Regions from separate parts of the Homo sapiens genome. Here region 2 is linked to region 1. A link is an interaction called in ENCODE POLR2A ChIA-PET data of the cell type or tissue named here. Cell type or tissue: Panc1. All regions are shown on one strand.

The links. Peaks named below come from ENCODE experiments on the same cell type or tissue, not always from the same donor. Only the 100,000 strongest peaks of a DNase experiment are listed, where the experiment ranks them.
Region 2: POLR2A ChIA-PET joins it to region 1 with 5 read pairs; 4 of 35 experiments call an interaction of 5 or more read pairs at or near these places.

The regions. Positions count from the first base shown.
Region 1 is chr1:28,959,955-28,962,454 of GRCh38, forward strand. The region is part of intron 1 of EPB41 (erythrocyte membrane protein band 4.1); the gene reads left to right. Among named protein-coding and RNA genes, the nearest start is that of EPB41, 47 kb to the left of the region's middle. In Panc1, no CTCF peak of the experiment used is centred here; no DNase peak of the experiment used is centred here.
Region 2 is chr1:28,510,067-28,512,566 of GRCh38, forward strand. All of the region lies in intron 3 of RCC1 (regulator of chromosome condensation 1), which reads left to right. SNHG3 (small nucleolar RNA host gene 3) reads left to right here. Exons shown (of 4, transcript NR_036473.1): 4 at 1-826. Among named protein-coding and RNA genes, the nearest start is that of SNORA73B, 2.8 kb to the left of the region's middle. RefSeq lists enhancers at 1-340, 114-333, 1,194-1,243, 1,725-2,293. In Panc1, no CTCF peak of the experiment used is centred here; DNase peaks (open chromatin) are centred at 232, 995 and 2,301; H3K4me3 peaks cover 503 bases; H3K27ac peaks cover 1,773 bases.

The sequences.
Region 1 (2,500 bases):
TACAGGCGTGAGCCCCTTCTTGAGGCCCTTTCTTTTTTTTTCTTTTCTTTTTTTTTTTTTTTTGAGACAGGATCTCACTCTGTTTCCCAGGCTGGAGTGCCGTGACTCAATCACTGCCCACTGTAGCCTCGACCTCCTGGCTCAAGTAGTTAGTCTTCCTGCCTCAGCCTCCCAGAAGCGGAGACTACAGGTGCATGCCACTACACCTGGCTAATTTTTTAAATTTTTATTTTTGGTAGAGGTGGGGCGTCTCATCATGTTACCCAGGCTGGTCTTGAACTCCTGGGCTCAAGTGATCCACCCACCTTGGCCTCCCAAAGTGTTGGGATTACAGGTGTGAGTCACTATATCCAGTCCTTCCTTGCTTTCTTGAATAAAGCATTTGGAATTGAGTCATCCTTTTATTAGGGAGACTGCATTATTATGAATAAGAACCTTGAGCTATATAGGATTTATTACCCCTACAATAAATGGTCAAGTTTGCTATAACTGGCCAGGCATAGTGGCTCATGCCTGTAATCCCAGCACTTTGGGAGGCTGAGGTGGGAGGATCACTTGAGCGCAGGAGTTTGAGACCAGTCGGGCAATGTAGTGAGACCTCGTCTCTACAAAAAAAAAAAAAAAAAAACTTAAAAAAAAAATCAGCTTAGTGTGGTGATTTGCTCCTGTAGAGGCTGTGGTAGGAGGATCATTTGAGCCTGAGAGGTTGACGCTGAAGTGAGCTGAGATTGTGCCACCGCACTCCAGCCTGGGCGACAGAGATCCTGTCGCAAAAAAATTTAAAAAAAGAAGGCCAGGCCAGGCGCAATGGCTCACGCCTGTAATCCTAACACTTTGGGAGGCCGAGGCGGGTGGATCACCTGAGGTGAGGAGTTCAAGACCAGCCTGGCCAACATGGTGAAACTCCATCTCTACTAAAAATACAAAAAATTAGCCAGGCATGGTGGCAGACACCTGTACTCCCAGCTACTCGGGAGCCTGAGGCAGGAAAATCACTTGAACTCTGGAGGCGGAGGTTGCAGTGAGCCGAGATAGTGCCACTGCACTCCAGCCTGGGCAACAAGAGCAAAACCCTGTCTCAAAAAAAAAAAAAAAAAAAAAGATGGCTATCACTTTGGATTTTGATGTGTCTCTTTCTTTCTTTTAGGCTGTTTCTTTACTCATTGTATGTATCTAGAAGAATCATAACCCCTTCTACTTTAAATTCATCTGTTACATTTGACAAACAAACTTGTTAGAATTAGGCAAAAAACAAAGGTAAAGGGACTCTGAATGAGGGCCAAAAGGGGCTTTCCTATATAATAAATATGTGTTTTATAGTGCTTTTTAATTCCTATGGCATTTGCAGTTTTAAGAAAAATCACCTTACATGAATAAGGTGTTAAGTGCTCTCCGAGAGTGTCCTGGTTTATTACGTTGTACTTTAATAAGAATTAATAAGTGGTTGAGTGATAGAGTTGTTGAATAAAGGATAAAGTAGCACACTAAAGCTTAAGATCATTGATGTAATGAAAGTAAACCAGGCTGGGAATCTGAACACCCGGTTTATAGTCCCAGTCCTGCCACTGTAGGACATTGAATAGGTGATGTTACTCATCTGAAATTGTATCTATTTTGATAACATGGGGATAATATCTCTTCTCTCTACTTGAACAATGAGGTAACACTGATGACCAAGTCATGTCCTTCCATGTGTGTGGGAATATGTAATACATTTCTCAGGAATACATATATTAACACTATGATTCTCATACCTTCACAAAAATAAAAATGAAAAATTCAACTTTATGCCAATGCAAATTACTATCATCACTCAAGTTTGATTCTTCCTTTCCAGATCCAGGAGTGGAATAAATCTTTACAGTACAGTTTAAATCTTTAGAGGAAACTCCCATCAATTTTCTCTTCTTTTGTGAGGAGAGCAAACTGGTTCCTCCTCTATATAGAAACCCATCATGGGTTTATAGCTTTTTTGGCAATAGTAATTTTAGTGTATTTGCCGTTAAATTTTAAGTTGGTTTTTGCTCTTATTCCTAAATTGATTTCTCTAGTTGATATTGGATTTTTTTTTTAATGGAGATACTAGGGTGGTGCAAAAGTAATTGCTTTTACTTTTTTTTTTTGAGATGGAGTCTCGCCCTTGTTGCCCAGGCTGGAGTGCAGTGGCGCTATCTTGGCTCACTACAACCTCCGCCTCCCAGGTTCAAGCGATTCTCCTGCCTCAGGCCCCTGAGTAGCTGGGATTACAGGGGCCCGCCATCATGCCCGGCTAATTTTTGTACTTTTAGTAGAGACGGGGTTTCACCACGTTGGCCAGGCTGATCTTGAACTCTTGACCTCAGGTGATCCGCCTGCCTCAGCCTCCCAAAATGCTGGGATTATTACAGACGTGAGCCACCGCTCCCGGCCATAATTGCTATTACTTTTAATGGCAAAAACCGCAGTTACTTTTGCATCAACCTATATAATTCATATACCATAAATTCTACACTGTACACTA
Region 2 (2,500 bases), 450 kb before region 1:
ACCCTGAAGGATGGGACTGAAGGGGGATCATCTAGAAGGTAAAGTTACCTACTGGCATAGGGGAGGTGGGACAGCCGTTAAGCCATTTGGAACTTGATGGAGACAGGTTTGAGGGAGGTGGGTGAGATTGGAGTTTGGTGGACTGTAGAGCTTGCTTGCCAAGGTGTTGAGGTCAGGGTTGGTTTGAGAATGGAAGCTAGTTACTAGCTATGATTGTGGGGGAACACAGCTTGATTTTTCTTACAAGCTAAGAGGAGTGAGGCAGTGTTTAAGAGGGCATGTTAAATGCAGCCAGGCTTGGTGGCTCACACCCGTAATCCCAGCACTTAGGCTAAGGCAGGCGGATCACAACATCTAGAGATCCTGGCCAACGCGGTGAAACCCTGTCTGTACTAAAAATACAAAATAACTGGGCATGGTGGTGTGCACCTGTGGGAGGCTGAGGCAGAATTGCTGGAACCCGGGAGATGGAGGTTGTACTGAGCTGAGACCTTGCCACTGCGCTCCAGCCTGGTGACAGAGTTAAGTCTCAAAAAAAAGGCATCTTCCTAAAGCAATTGTATTTGTGCTTACCTGTGCCAGGCACTGTTCTAGGTAAGCACTAAGTGGGCTTTAATACAGCATATTCCAATGGGGAATCCCAGGAACCAAAAGACTAATTGTCCAAGTCCACAACTAGAAGTGGCACCTCTGCAGAAACAAGCATCAAATTCCCTGCTCAGGAAGAAGCCAGATGAGTCAGCCCCATTCGTCTGTATGCCCAGTCCCATCCGTGTCCTGCTGTAACTACATAGATCTCACCTGAGTAAAGTGATTTTTTTCTGAACCAGTGGTTTTAGTATGTTTTCAATCCATATACTCAGGTGGGTTTGGGTAACTGCAGTGCTGGGCAGGAAATGAATGAATTTCTATTGACTTGCAAGGTAGAGGTGAAGCAAAGCTGTCAGTAGGTGTTCAGGTCCCACTCTGCTAAACTTCAGCTTGCAATACCCCTTTTTTAGACTTTCCAAACAGGCACTTCTGGCCTTGTTCTTTGTGTAGGCAGACAGTATTGGTTGCCTATCTTAGGAGTACTAGACTGGGTTTGAATCCTGATCCCACCACTTGCTGTTCATGAGACTTTGGGTGAGTTACTCAGCCCCTCTGCCTCAATTTCATGTTCACAAAATAAGTGATAAACTACCTCATAGAGTTGTAATAAGGACAAAGGAGTTGGTATTTGTGAAAAGATTCTTAGGGTCTCTAGATGGAGTGCAGCAGCATGATCACTTATTAAATAACATTCTTTTGTGACTTCTCAGAAACCAAGGATACAGTATCCAATTTTTTGTTTTTTGTTTTTTTTTTTTTTTGAGAGGGAGTCTCGCTCTGTCGCCCAGGCTGGAGTGCAGTGGCACAATCTCAGCTCACTGCAAGCTCAGCCTCCCCAGCAGCTGGGACTACAGGTGCACGCCGCCACACCCGGCTAATTTTTTTGTATTTTTAGTAGAGAAGGGGTTTCACCATGTTAGCCAGGAAGGTCTCCATCTCCTGACCTCGTGATCCGCCCACCTCGGCCTCCCAAAGTGCTGGGTTTACAGGCGTCAGCCACCATGCCCAGCTTTTTTTTTTTTGAGATCTAATCTCACTCTGTCTCCAGGAGGGAGTGCAATGGAGCCATCTTGGCTTGCTGCAACCTCCACCTCCCGGGTTCCAGCAATTCTCCCACCTCAGCCTCCCAAGTAGCTGGGATTACAGGCGCACGCCACCATGCCCGGCTAATTTTTTTTGCATTTTTTAGTAGAGACGGGTTTCACCATGTTAGCCAGGCTGGTCTCGAACTCCTGACCTCAAGTGATCCACCTGCCTCAGCATCCCAAAGTGTTGGGATTACAGGCGTAAGCCACTGCGCCTAGCCTCAAGCCTGATCCTTTTTTTTTTTTTTTTTTTTGAGATGGAGTCTTTGCCTCCCAGGCTGGAGTGCAGTGGCGTGATCTCAGCTCACTGCTACCTCTGCTTCCTGGGTTCAAGCGATTCTCCTGCCTCAACCTCCCAAGTAGCTGGGATTACAAGCGCCTGCACCGCACCCGGCTAATTTTTGTGTTTTTTTTTTCAGTAGAGACAGGGTTTCGCCATGTTGGCCAGGCTGGTCTCAAAACTCCTGACCTCAGGTGATCCACCACGCCCGGCAGAGCCTTGATCTCTTAACCACTATCCTCACCTCCCCTTTCCCTAAGGATCCACAATGGCCTCACTGGCTCTTGAAGGCAGGCTGGCACCTTGATCATTCTTCCTGGTCATTAGTATTCTGATCTGGTTATTTTCCATTTTATGTCCATCTAACCTACTTGGAGGATCCTCAAGAGACTGCATATGTAAACTCAGTACTTATTCTTGTACTGTGCCTGCCATATAGCAAGCACTGGCTGATTTAATTTTTCTGTGTTCTTTTTTATTGATTTGTTTTTATCTTTATTATTTTCTTTGCTTATTTTGGGGTTAGTTTGCTCATCTATTCCTA